2 separate regions of the Homo sapiens genome follow, and region 2 is linked to region 1. The links are chromatin contacts, found by Hi-C in ENCODE. All regions are on one chromosome and are shown on one strand. The core of a region is the stretch at or near the end of the contact, and the rest is flanking DNA. Distances in the headings are between cores, read along the strand shown.

Region 1 (6,942 bases), core at 1,563-4,062:
AAGCTGGGATACTTTGGTGAGCAGAGGCATTGTTTTCAAAGTTCCCATTGGTACTTCCATCACATCCCCGTGTGGTTCTGTCCTGGACCGGCTGCCCACTGAGGTCCCACTCGCCCCTACCCTGCCCTGTCTGGCCAGCTGGGTACCTGCCCAGGAGGAAGAGGCTCAGTGTTTGGGGCCTGTGTTATGCCCTGAAAAGCCACTGCTGTTGGGTGAGGGCCCATGAGGCCTTCAGTTTGCCATCGTCATGTGCTTCTGAAGAGCCAGGATGCTGTCCACTGTTTGTCTCCTGGCGGGACAGAATTCCACTCAGTGCATATCAGGGGCAGTGATGGGGCTGGGGGTGTGAGGGCTCAGCTGTGCCCTGAACTCCTTCACAGTCTTGCAGGAGGGGTCATGGAGCCATATCTGGGTTTGCAATTTTTGGAAAGTTACGTGACGATCTGCACTCAGGAATGCTGAGTGTTCGGCAGGCCCCATGAACAGTGATCAAATGTGACGCTGTGTGTCCCACAGCCTAAGGGCTGTGGCAGAGACCAGGAGGGCCATCAGCTCCCACAGCTTTCGAGTCCACCTCAGGGCTCCTCCTTGCTGACCTCCCTGGGTTGTCAGTGGAGACAGCCACCCTCCCACAGAGCACCTGCCTGAAATGGGCCAGGCCGCCCCTGTGCCCTGGCTCTTGCTGCACATGCTGAGGTCAGCACGGAGGCGCCCTCGGGCACCAGCATGCCCTCGGGTTTGCAGCTTGTCAAATATCCCATGAAGGCAACCTGACCAAATGTGCTCTAACACCACTGGACCAATGGAACGTCTTGGGCTGAACAGATGCAGCCTTGCATCCACCGCCTGCCACCACCCTCTGTGTACACCCCCTGCACACACCTCTGCACACACCCCCCCTGCACACTGTTGCACATACCCCCTGCACACAGCCTGTGTACACTCCCTGCACAGATCCCCTGCACACAACTCCCTCACACATCCTCTGCACAAACCCTGTGTATACCCCCTGCACACACCTCTACACATACCTTCACACACCATGTATACCTCCTGCACACACCTCTGCACACACCTCCTGCACACACCTTGTGTACACTCCCTGCACACTGTTGCACACACCCCCTGCACATAGCCTCTGCACACAGCCTGTGTACACTCCCTGCACAGATCCCCTGCACACACCTCCCACACACATCCTCTGCACAAACCCTGTGTATACCTCCTGCACACACATCTACACACACCTCCTGCACACACCTTGTGTACACCCCCTGCACACTGTTGCACACACCTCCTGCACACACCTCCTGCACACACTGTTGCACACACCCCCACACATAGCCCCTACACACACCTCTGCACATACTGTTGCACACACCCCCACACATAGCTCCTGCACACACCTCCTGCACACACCTCCTGCACACACTGTTGCACACACCCCCACACATAGACCCTGCACACACCTCCTGCACACACTGTTGCACACACCCCTTGCACATACACCCTGTATATACCCCCTGCATACTCCTTATGTACAGCACTGCACATACTCCCTGCAGAGACCCTGTGTGCATCCTCTGCACACACCCCTTCTGTATACTGTCTGCACACACCCCCTACATGTACACCCTCTGCACACTCCTCCTGCATACACCCCATGTACACCTTCTGCACACACTCCCTGAACACATTCTGAGTACACCTCCTGCACACCCCGTGTACAACCTCTGCACACACCCCCTACACACTCCCCTACACACTCCCCTACACCATCCACACACACTCCCTGCACACAGCCCCTGCACACATTCCCCATGTACACCCTCTGTCTGTGTATACCCTCGTCTACTACCACCATACGTACCCCCCACCACTACCCTGCCTTGTCTATCACCCCCCAGGCTGTGACATACCAGGGATGTTGCCAACGAGCTGGTCTAATCTGGGGTGAGGGTTTCTGGGTGCCCCTAGACACCAGGAGAAAGGCGGGGAGGGGACACCCCTGGGGGTCTGGATTCACTCCACCAGGCGCTGGGCCACAGTGGTACGGTGACACAGTAGATGTCTTGAGCAGGATTAAAGTCTTCCCAATAAACAGGCTGAACTCTGTCTTCCTTGAAAGCTCTGTAGAAGGACCTCACAAGGATAAACACAGCGAGACCCTCCAGGGCGCGGTCAGCCACGAGCCACAGTGCTGGGCCTGTGACATCTCTGGAGGTTCTGGGGTGGAGAAGGACCGGCCGTGGGGAGTGACTGGCTGGGGAGAAGCTCAGCTCCCGCCCACCTCTGGGAGGCCCGGGGCTGGACGGGAGGTGCAGCAGACAAGGCTCCGGGCGGGTGCTGGGGTGTCTGGAGGGGTCCCCGCGGGGGGGTCGGGTTGGGTGGGGAGTCTAGGTGAGTCGGGGGTCCCCGGGGGCGCTGGGTTCAGGGTGGGAGCGGAGTGTGGATGGGGCAGGGTCCCCATGCCCACCACCAGCCGCGATTCCACCGCGCCTACTCGGGGTTTCCCCGGGAGGACACCGCGTGTGTCAAGGGCCGGGGCCTAGAAGGCGGCCGCGCCCAGGGAAGCCTTGACAGGGAGCTATCTGGGGCGGGGGCTGGGGTCGCGTGGCCAGTACCTGGGAGAACCGCCATTCAGGAGAACCCCCCGCCAGGCTCTTGGTTCCGCCCACGCAGTCCCGCCCCCTCCCCCAGCCACGCCCCTCGCCCCGCCGCGCAGGCCCCGCCCCGTCCCGCCAGGCTCTCGGTTCTGCCGACGCAGGTCCCGCCCCTCTCGTAGCCTCGCCCCGCCCGCCGCGCAGGCGCCGTCCGAGGGCTCCGTTTGAAACATGGCGCGGGCTGGCCCTCGGCTGGTGCTGAGCGAGGAGGCGGTTCGGGCGAAGAGCGGCTTAGGGCCTCACCGCGACCTGGGTGCGCCGGAGGGCGGGCGGGGGTGCAAGCGTGAGGTGGCGGGGGGGTGGGTGCCGAGCTTCCCGGGGCGGCGGCGGACCGTGGGCAGGCGGGACCCGTCTACGCAGGCGCCGCGGGCGTCCGGAACGGTCGCGGGCGAGCGGGGCGCGCGTGTCCAGGTGAGCGACCCACCCCCCGTGCCCAGGTGCGGCCCCTGCCCGCGTTCGGGTCCCGGCGTCCCGGCCCCTGCCTGTCTATCGGGTCACTGGTTCCGTGACTGGGGGTTACATCCGCTGAGAAGAGGGAGCCGGCCTTGCTGTCCAGGAGCGCAGCCCGCCCTCCCGCTGGGGATCACCTCCCTGGTTCTCCTGGGCCCACTCTGTGGTGATTGTTGCGCTCGGCCTTCTTGAGGATGTTGGTGGCCGGTTTCCTTCTTTTTGGCTTATTTTTGTCTGGTTTTGGCGTCAAGGTGAAGCCGAGCTCATAAACTGCTGAGAAGTGTTGCCTTCTCTTATATTTAGAAGAGGTTCTGTAGAGTGTGTGCTCATTGTTTGAATGTTTCCTGGAATTTTCCAGTGAAACCATATGGACATGTCAATTTCTGTTTTTGAAGCTTTTAAATGACAAATTCTGTATCTCTGGTTGTTAGAGAACCGTTCATATTAGTTCACCGCGAGTCTTGGCTGTGTGGGGTTTTGTGGCATTGGCTTATTTGAGCTAACTTGTGGAGTGTGTGTGTTGAGTTGTTTCTGGTGTTCTGTTGTTAGCCTGTTAATGTCTGTGTGTGGTCTGCAGGTGTTACTGGACCAACAGGTTCAGTCAGGTGCTGTGGGGGCCACAGGCCAATACACTGAGACAGTGGGGTTTGCAGCAGAGAAAGAGTTTAAGGCTGGCAGGGGCCCAGCAGGGAGGTGGAAGGAGGCCTCAATCCATCTCCCCAAGGAGATCTGAGCGGTTTTTTTTTTTTAGACGGAGTCTCACTCTGTCGTCCAGGTTGGAGTGCAGTGGCACAATCTCAGCTCACTGCAACCTCCACCTCCCAGGTTCAAGTGATTCACTCAGCCTCCTGAGTAGCTGGGATTACAAGCACGCGCCACCATGCCCGGCTAATTTTTTATATTTTTAGTAGAGACGGGGTTTCACCATGTTGGCCAGGCTGGTCTTGAACTCCTGATCTCAGGTGATCCACCTGCCTTGGCCTCCCAAAGTGCTGGGATTACAGGCATGAGCCACCTACACCCAGCCTGAGCTGGGGGTTTTAGAGGAACAGGACTGTGAGGAGCTGGAAGATTGGTGTTGTCAGTTGGTGGAGGTAAGGGCCATGGAATTATCAGGGTGTGGAAACTGCATTCTTTGGTGAATCCGCTTGCGGGGCCCTTTAGACCAGCTGGCATCAGTCCCCAGGTCCTGAAAGAATATCTCAAATGGAAAACTTAACGGTTTATAATGTCCAGGTTATTATCTGTAGAGTGGTTAAGGGGAACTGTAACCTCGTGACAAAATCCAAGTGATCCTGAGGCAGTAGGCACCACAGGGCTCTGAGGAAGCAGGTGAGAGGGCAGCTGACCTCGGGACATGCCGAGTCCTCCCTTCTTCCCTGATTAGTGCTACAAGGTTTACAGGGATATCCCTTTTCTGTTCCTGATGTTGATAATCTGTGTATTCTTTCTTTTTTAGTCTTGCTAGAGGCTTGTGAATGTTATTGATAGTTTCAAAGAACCGACTTTGGGTTTGATTTTTCTCCAGTGTTTTTCTAGTTTCAAATTTCATTGATTTCTGCTTTTTTTTATTTCCTTCTTTCTGCTTGCTTTGCATTTATTTTATACTTTTCTAAATCCTTGAGGCAAAACTGTAGATTATTGATTTGAGACTTTCCTATTTTCTATTATAAACAGTGCCACAAGTTTCCCTGTAAGCACTGCTTTAGCTGTATCCACAAATTTTGTTATGTTGTATTTTAATTTTCATCCAGTTCAGCGTATTTTAAGAATTTCCCTCGATACTTCCTGTTTGACCTGTGAATTTTTTTTTTTTTTTTTTTTTTGAGGTGGAGTCTCGCTCTGTCACCCAGGCTGGAGTGCAGTGACGCAATCTTGGCTCATTGAAAGCTCTGCCTCCTGGGTTCATGCCATTCTCCTGCCTCAGCCTCCCGAGTAGCTGGAACTCCTGACCTCATGATCCGCCCACCTCGGCCTCCCAAAGTGCTGGGATTACAGGCATGATCCACCGCGCCCGGCCTGACCTGTGGATTTTTAAGGAGTATGTTTTTAACGTTCCATGTGTGGATATTTTCCTGTTATTTTTCTGTGTGATTCCATTATGGCCAGAACATAATCTGTATGATTTTAATTCTTTTAAATTTGTCAGGGTTTGTTTTATGATCCAGCATCTGGTCTATGTTGTTGAATGTTCCAGGTGCACTTGAGTGTGTGTGTATTCTGTTGTTGAGTGGAGTGTTATGTAAATACATAAATATCAATTAGATCCTGTTGGTTGGTGATATTGTTCAGTTCTTCTGTATCCTTGCTGATTTTCTGTCTAGTGACTCTATTAATGACTGAGAGAGGGGTCTGGAACCCTTAACTGTAATTGTGGATTTGTCTGTTTTTTTTTTCACTTTGTATGTTTTGAAGCTCTGTTTGTTGAATTACATAGCTAGGATTTTTATACCTTCTTAGTGGACTGACCCTTTTAGTATATGTAGTCTTCCTCTTTTTTTTTTTTTTTTTTGAGACAGAGTTTCCTTCTTGTCCCCCAGGCTGGAGTGCAGTGGCACGATCTTGGGTCACTGCAACCTCTGCCTCCCGGGTTCACATGATTCCTCTGCTTCAGCTTCCCGAGTAGCTGGGATTACAGGCGCCTGCCATCACGCCTGCCTAATTTTTGTATTTTTAGTAGAGACGGGGTTTCACCATGTTGGCCAGGCTAGTCTCGAACTCCTGACCTCAGGTGATCTCTGCTGGGCTCCCAAAGTGCTGGGATTACAAGTGTGAGCCACGGTGCCTGGGCCTTGTTCCTCTTTTTTCCTGGTAATTTTCTTTGTTGAGACATCTGTCTTATTTGATATTACTGTTGTTACGGTAGCTTCTTTTGATTGGTTTTTGCATGGCGTATCTTTTCCTATCCATTGCTTTGAACTTTTAACCTACCTGTATCTTTATATTTGAAATTAGTTTCCTGGTTCATTATTTTTATTCACTCTGCTAATCTCTGTCTTGTAGTAGTGTTTTAGGCCATTTACATTTAATCTAATTGTTAAATATTAGAACTTAAGTGTGCCATTTTATTGTTTTTTGATTGTTTCCTGTGTTTTTTCTTCTGTTTCCCTTTTCCTGCCTGCTGTGACTTACTCGAATATTTTTAGTATCTCATTTTGATTTATCTGTTATGTTTTGGTGTATATCTCCTTGTATGGTTTTCATAGTGGTGGCTATACAAATTACAATGTATTTATGTAATTCAACACAGTTTACTTGTACAGGTATTTTACTACTTCTAAGTGAAATATAGAAACTTTATCACCATTTAGGTCTCTATCCTCTCCCCTTTACAATTTAGTTGTCTTAAGTATTTCCTCTGCATACCTTGAGAACCGTATTAATATTATGATTTTTTTTAAATACCTAGCCTTTTCAGTAACTCAGGAGGAAACATATTTATCTGCATGTTTATCTGTTCTGTTATTTTTTCTTCATTCCACGATGCTCTAGGTTTCTTTCGTTTTTCCTTTATATTTGAAAAAATTTTTTCAGCAGTTGTCTTAGGGCAGGTCTGCTTGTGACAGATTCTCTTAGTTTTTCTCTACGGTTTTACAGTTTTCATCTGTCATCTCCATTTTGCTATTAAACTGCTCTTGTGATTTTTTGTTATTGTATTTTTCTTTGAAATTTCTATTTGTTTCTTCTTTATATCTCCTGTTTCTTTGCTAAGACTAGTTTTTCCTTTGTCTCAGGTGTTTGTAATTGCTCATTGAAGTATTTTTTATGACAGTCACTTTAAAATCCTTGTTAGACCTAAGTTCTGTGTTCTCTCTTGGTGGTATCTGTT
Region 2 (7,206 bases), core at 188-2,687, 500 kb after region 1:
GAAAGACCACGCCAGGGCCCACACTCCTTGGTGCTTCCTGCCTCCACGGTGGTGACTGGAGAGAAGGGGCTTGGACTCACGGACCCTGCTTAGTTAGCACTTCACCTGGTGTTGAGCCTGGCGCCCCGCCTGACCACTTCCAAGATCTGGGCTGGCCTCTGTGCAGAGGAAGCTGAGACCACTCTTCGCCCGCCACGGGGACCCTGATGACGCACCCCAGGCCACCAGGCCACTGCCTTCACGGTGGGTCCCCACCCGTGTCTCCGGGTTCCTAAACTGCCTGGAGGGGATGTCTGGCCTTTCCTGCCCGGGATGGTGGGTTAGGAAGGATCTGGGGTCTGGCACCGGACTTGTCCCTGGACAGACCTCACCTTCCTTCCACTGCCAGGGAGCAGGGAGGCTGCCACCCACTGCATGAGACCCGGGCACATGCGGGCACTGCCAGCACGCGGGGTGGGGGCTGGACTGAGTCCGGACACCTTCTCAGAGACTCCGGATGGAAGGGCCTAAGAGCCTCCGGTTTCTAGAGGGGGCTGAGATCCGGGGAGTAACTGGGATTTGGAGCCAGGATGGAGGGAACAGGGCTGGGGGATTCTCTCCCCAGCCCCGTCCCCACCCCCTAGAGAAAGTGAAAGTGCTAGAAACCTCCAGATTCCCGGAACGGGGGACGGGAACACGGAGGACGCGGCCTGAGCAAGGCCCCGGTGGCTGCCCCCTCCCCAGCCAGGGCGCAGTCCTTCCTGTTCCGCCTCTGGGGGGTGGGCGGCTCCTCCAGGGTCAGGCGGGGGCAGGACGGGCCGGCCCGGGCTAGTGTTACCGGACGGCCGCGGCGCAGGGGAAGGGAGAGCGCGGGGGACGCAGGACGCCCCGGCTCCCGAACCGCCCGGGTCTCCACCGCCACCCCTGTCCCACTAGGGACCACCCAGGGGCCCGGGCTCCCTCCGGAGGCGCGCTCCAGCCCCTCCCCGTTTCCATGGCTACCAGCAGCGGCGTCCACACCTCTGCCCCCGGTCCCACCCGAGCTGACCGTACCGGGAGCCCTGGCAGGGCCCCTCGCCCCCTAGCGCTGCCACTAACGTGGGGTGGGGGCCCTCGTGGGGGACCGAGAACAGGCGGTGGGGGCGCGGGAAGGGGCGCCTCCTGTACCCCCGGCCCCGCCGCCCGCCTCCGCTCCCGGATGCCGGGCCCAGACCCGCGCTCGGGGCGCTCGGCCTTTGTCCGGCCAGGTGCGGCCGCGCTCACCCGGGCTGGGGCGCTCGGGCTCGGGGCCCTCGGGGGTGCCCGGAGCCTCCGTCCGCTCGGCAGTCTCGTCCCCGCCGCCGTCGGCGTGAGCCTCCACGGGCACCACGGTGAAGTTGGTGGGCATGGCCGCCTGCAGCCGACAGTCCCCGTCCCGGCCCGGCCCGCGCTGCGCCGCTCCCGCCGACGCCACGGGACTTGGAGGCAGGGGCGGGGTCCGACCGAGCCGCCCCGCCCCGCCCGGGCCACGTGACTTCACCTGCTTGCCCCGCGGCCCCACGAAAAGTTGGCCCGCGGCGACTTCCTGCAGGGACCCCAACCCAGGCTGCGTCTGTCTGACCGCCGCGACCCGGGACGCGGGGCTTTCGCTGCCTGCGCTCCCGACCATCGCAGAGCCCGCGAATCCCCGCTCAGTCTCCTGCACCCCCTCCTGCTCCAGCCCCCTGCCCCTCCTGCTGGAACTCCCCGCCCTCCCCGCCCTCCCCGGCCCCCTCCCCGCCTCCCCTCTTGTCCCCTTCCCCGACCCCCCACTCCTGCTCCAGCCCCCTGCCCCTCCTGCACGCCCTTCTGCTGGAACCCCTCACCCCTCCTGCACCCCCCCACCCTTCCTGCACCCCCTCCTGCTGGGCCCCCCTGCCCCTATGAACCCCCTCCTGCTGGAACCCCTGCCCTTTCTGCACCCCCTCCTGCTGGGCCCCTCCTCCTTCTGCGCCCCCTCCCGCACCCCCTCCTGTTTGCCCCCCATTTCCTGCTCCAGCCCCCTACCCCTCCTTCTTCCCCCTCCTGTTCCCCCCTGCCATCCTCCAGCACCCACCTCCCACACAGTCCGCCCACCCACTCCAGGCTGTCAACACCCGCTCAGACCCTGGGCTCCTAGCCTGGCTCCTGGCTAGCCCAACCTGGCTGCAAAGGCAACTCCAGTGGAAGGAGCCTTGGATAGCCTGGGGGTGGGGTACTCCGGAGCTTGGTCCAGCTCCAGTTTAGGGACCTAACCCAGTAGAGGGAGTCCCCCCCCCCACCCATGACAAATACCACCCACGAAGACCCCAGTCTCCTCCACACCTGCCCCAGGAGTGCCCCGCGGCCCCTGCCCTAGAACCCTCCCTTCCCTCCTTGGGAAATGTTCCAGAAGCTCACAGGGTGATGCAGGGAAGGTGGAGTTCCAGAACCCACCAGGCAGACACCAGGATACCACCGGCCAGCACCTGGCACATTTCTCAACAAATGACTCATGAAAAACGGAACAATCAGATGTCCGTCAATGGGGAATTGGGCTAAAATGCTATGGCACACAGGTGCAATGAGTCAGCCTTTATTCCTAATCACCCACAACTGCTGTACGACAACAAAGCAGAAACACAGGTGGTGTGGGCAAACACGGCCACAGCCTCTTGTCACGTGGAAAATGGGTATGGCCTGGCCATGTTTTAGCCGCTTGCCTGTCTAATCCTAAAAGGCAGCTGGAGGGGAGTGATGGCCTCCGGGCTGTGGGATCACCGGGCTCTGTGGGTTCAAGGAACGCAAGCCCAACCTCTCCAGCCATTTCCAGTAAAGCCAGTCATGCCCTGGGGTGGCCTAGGGTTCTACCCCTTTGCCCCATGGACTCTTCTGGGCAGAAGCTGTAGGCCTGGGACCCTCCTGGAACGTCGCCCATCCAGCACCAGCCCTTGCAGAGGTGGGGGTTCCTCTGGCCTGGGTGTCTGGAGCTGTGCCTGCTCCACACTCTCACCCCACCTCCCACCAAAGGGAGCTCAGGGCTGTGGATGGTGCTAGGTCAGCTGCCTCCCTGGGTCAGTGGGTTGGAAGGTAGGAAACCATCACCTCCCCAGAAGATAAAATAGTTCCCAGGCATCCTTATGAGGAGGGCTGGCTTTGCTAAAAAGATCCAGGGGGTGGGAACAGAAGTGCCCAATGGGGTCAATTATAGGGTTCACACTTAGGGTGCTGGGTAAACCCTCTCCTCAGTCACCCCAGCAGGGGCTTCTGTACATTCAACCCTGGTTGCCACCCAGCGCTATTCCCGAGGGTTGGACAGAGCTCAGGGTGGGCACGAGGCCTTCCCAAGTGATGCCAGCAGGAGCAACAGATGTGCAGGGCTCCCGTCGCACATCCAAGCTCTGCTTCACACCCCAGGACCCCAGGGCCGGCTGCCCGCCATGTGCTGGCTGTGGACCTTCAGAGGAGCTGGTTTGGAGGGTCTGTGGCCAGGGCCAGCTCCCGGACTCAGGACTCATCAGCTTCATTTTACAGAGGAGGAAACTGAGGCCCAGGAGTTTAGGGTCCTGTGGCAGCTCCGAGGGTGGTCTTCTCTGTGATTACAAAATCTTGACTAGGACCAGGGGCCATGGCTGAAGCACCTGGGTGGGTGCCCAGCCCTGCCAGGCAGAAGGCAGGTGGCTTCTCTTGTTTAAATCTTAGATCTTACTTGTGGGAGACCTCGGGTGGGGGGTGAGGTCTGCTGCCTTTTGCATTCTAATCAGGTGAGTCACGACAGGGATCAGCACCCTGTAAGCACCTGCGGGTCAAGACAGAGACCCTTGCCGGAGCCCAGAAGCCGCTGCAGGCCCCTCCCATCCCATCAGTAGCCCATCCCTAGGGGTCTGGTGGCCCCTCCCTTCGCTCTGTGGGTTTCCGTGTCCACGTATATCCTCCCACACGGCAGCCTGGGGTTAAATGTGCGTTGTGTGACTTTCAGTGCTCTCTTCCTACCCACCTCCATCCCTCTGTCCTTTTCTGTACCCGGCACCTGTTGTAGGAAGTGGCCCTCGGACACGTGGAGGTACCCGAGGCCTGGGTTGGAGCTGCATCTTTCGGTGCAGGCCTCTGCGTCTCCTGGAAGTGGGCACCTGGAGCCAGGGGACTGCTGGGATCCGGGTCCAGTCCCCTGGCAAGGCCGGGGGCTCGCAGAGGGAGCCACGCACTGTCTGGTGGTAGCTCCTCCGTCCGCAGTCGTTGGTGCTTGATGTCTGAATCGACAGATTCATGGAGCAAAATGGTGATTTTCCAGTGCGTGGTGGCTTCGTCATGAATTCACTGGAGGGAGAGGCTCATCTTGTCCGTCTGGCCATCTGGATAATGGTGCCCACAGGAAAGGCAGGGCAAGGGTGCCTCTCCCTCATTTGTCAGTTTCCACAACGGTGAATTGGTTCCCGACAATCTCCCAAGTATATTTGTACATCGCTGATGAAACACATTGGTGGGTCTCAGTCGATCACCATTAGTGCCCTTTCCAAGCATCGGTGTCCAGCTTTGCCCAGGGGGCCTCTTCAAATGCAATCTCGCATCCTTATGATGTGAGCCTGGTCATCTGCGATGGCCTCTTGGCCGTGTGCAGGGCACAGCCAGGGGAACCCTGGGATTTAGTGCGAAAGTGTAGCCGATGGTGGTTACATTCTGTGTGTAGATTCTCGAAACAGTCCCTGCTGCCTGCCACCCTGGGGTGGAGTTTCTAATGGATTAGGACGGACACCCAATGCCAGCTTCCAAGCCAGGAGGCCGCTCGTGCCCACGGCTTGGAATCAGGGCTGTGGCCTGGGAGGGCTCTCACCAGACGCAGGCTGCCTCCAGGTATCTGTGTGCCTCTGCCCACGGAGCTTCTCCCCAGGTCCGCGGGTCCCCCCAGTCCACTTCTGCTTTCCTGTTAGGGTGGGGGGCTCATCTCCTGGTGCGCCATCTGCATCCTTCTGGGCTGGGAACCTGCTGTCGGGTATCAGGCAGGGCGCACCTCCAGGGCTGAAGGATGCAGGTGGGGCTGGCAGGCAGAGTGTCCGTGGAGAGCTCCGTGTCCAGGGAAGGGGACACCTGGAGGAGGCCGGCCCTGGAGGCCCCACACTCCTTCTCACCAGAAAGCCACCCGCCTTCTGCCTGGCAGGGCCGGGCACCCACCCAGGTTCTTGCCTGTTGGCCCAGCACCCATGGTGAGTGGGGGAGAGAGCGAATAGGGCAGAGCAGAAGAGAGAGGGGAGGAAGGAGAATCGGGGGAAGGGGGAGGGAAAGGAAAGAGGTGGGAAGGGAGGAGAGGGAAGGGAGGCCCCAGTTACCCAAGGCTAAAGTGATTTTTAAAAAACAAACCTTTTTTTTTTTAAGCGTGGTGAGCCTCTCCTGGCAGGGTGGGGTATGTGGACATCAGTGGAGGAAGCAGAGTCTCCGGCCACCTGTGGGACCCACACTCTCCCTGCCCAGGAGTCCCACCAGGGCCGAGAATTCTGCCCATGGCCAGGGTGGCCCTAAAGCCCCACATCCGCCACCACCTGTGGGGGCTCGAAGGGAGCTGTGGTAGGCAGGGATGACAGAAGACCCCAGCCACAGCCCCAGGCCCATGGCTGCATCTCCCCTGAAGAAGCAGCCCTGTCCCAAGGGTTCTGCAAACAATGCCAGGCTCTTCCCAGGCAGGCACCGCAAGCTGCCCCCCGCCCCGATCCCTGGCTTGCCCAGGGCGGGGCCTCTGGGCCTGGTGGATGGTGGGCCTGGCCTGGCGCTGGGGAGCCTGTCTGCACAGTGGCCAGGTACGTGGGGTTCTGAGCCTCCCCCGGGTCCTGTGCCTGCTGGGCAGGGGTACATCCCATGGAGCTGAATCTGGGAATAGAAGGGGCCTCCCCTCCCACAGAGCTCGTCTCAGACCATCTGTGTCTGAGACTGTAAGTGACGCCAACAGAAGGTCAAGCTTGAGCGACAAAGCTCTCAGTCCTGTAATTCACGGACACTGAGTCTTCGCTCAAGTTCCCTCTGGAAGATTCCGTGGATGAGTCCGACACACTCTTCCCCTCACTCAGGAGGCTCCAGGATTTTTAGACCACGTGTGTGGCTTTCCTTCTCTCAAAGTGTAACTCACATAATGTTACTCAGAATCTCACACGGACGCCCGTGAGTTGCAGACACAGGGAAGGTTCGCATCTCCTCTGAAGTCCAAGCTGCCCAGAAGCCCACCCACCCCCCGCCAGCTCTCGTTCCTGCTCCACAGGTGACTTCTTTCCCGTGAAGCTTGGGCAAATGTTTGCTGTCGGCTCAGGGGGAAAGGCCATGCCAGGGTCCAGATGGGCTCAAAACCTCCCAACCTGGCAGACACGCAGCCCTTCAGAAATGGAAGCAGAGCCCAGGACACGATGTGGCCAATCCTCTCTCAGACGTCATAAAGAGCTGGGTTTGGAAGACGAGGCCAACCCTCATGGATGCCGCCCCCGACCCCAGCAACACCATGAGATCAGGGATTTGCTGGCTCTGTCTCAGAGCCGCGGAGGGTCCTGCTCAAACCCCAGAGCCGTGGGGATGGGCTGGGGGGCTGGTGGGGAGCGTACTGCGAGGGGCCACTGAGCAGGCTGGGGTGAGCTGGGCCTGGCCTGCGGGGGTGGGGGTGCAGCCTTCGCTGGGGAGGCAGCCAGGGAAGGGGTTCCTACCAGCCCGAGATGGAGCAACGAAGCAACTAGTGAAGCCAAGTTTGCAAAATTATCACCGTTGGTGGAAGGGTTCCGACCTGACTCCATCTTGGTTCTGACCTCCAAGCTGTCCTTGTTCCTTCCTGGGCGTAGGCTGAACTAACTTTGGGAGGAACTTAGTTTATAGTTAAAATAAACCTCCTTCTTGCCTGAGGGCTAGACTGCCTTTGTAGGATTAACAAATTAGCCACAAGATTAAAGAAATTGTGGTTTAGGAGTCATGCAGCTGGAGGCTACAAGATTCTGACCCTCCCTAAACTGCTCCTAAAATCCATGCTTGAGATGTTTTGCGGATCCTTGTTGCGCTAGATGGATCAGCTGGCACCACTCAGACCAATAGACTGGCTCATCTGATCTTGTGACCCCCACCAGGAACAGACTCCGCACAAAAGGACAGCTTCAATTCCCTATGAGTTCATCTCTGACCTGACCAATCAGCACTCCTGGCTCACTGGCTTCCTCACCCACTAAGCTGTCCTTAAAAACTGATCCCTGCCGGGCGCGGTAGCTCACGCCTGTAGTCCCAGCACTTTAG

The links. Hi-C counts contacts between places; a loop is a spot of excess contacts on that map. Pooled maps may share reads with other maps.
Region 2: a map of CD8-positive, alpha-beta T cell shows a loop between it and region 1 (4-fold over the local background). The contact joins the promoter of SLC12A7 here to the promoter of CEP72 in region 1. A Hi-C loop is called at or near these places in 3 of 168 maps with a recorded cell type or tissue (CD8-positive, alpha-beta T cell and naive thymus-derived CD4-positive, alpha-beta T cell) and 9 of 50 pooled maps.

What each region holds. Positions count from the first base shown.
Region 1 is chr5:609,528-616,469 of GRCh38, forward strand. It overlaps CEP72 (centrosomal protein 72), which reads left to right and starts at 2,813. Exons shown (of 12, transcript NM_018140.4): 1 at 2,813-2,916. The coding sequence starts at 2,835. It overlaps CEP72-DT (CEP72 divergent transcript), which reads right to left and starts at 2,683. Exons shown (of 3, transcript NR_103444.1): 1 at 2,625-2,683; 2 at 1,920-2,226. RefSeq lists enhancers at 1,736-2,666, 2,667-3,596.
Region 2 is chr5:1,110,626-1,117,831 of GRCh38, forward strand. SLC12A7 (solute carrier family 12 member 7) reads right to left here and starts at 1,438. Exons shown (of 24, transcript NM_006598.3): 1 at 1,243-1,438. The coding sequence starts at 1,366. RefSeq lists an enhancer at 6,791-7,206.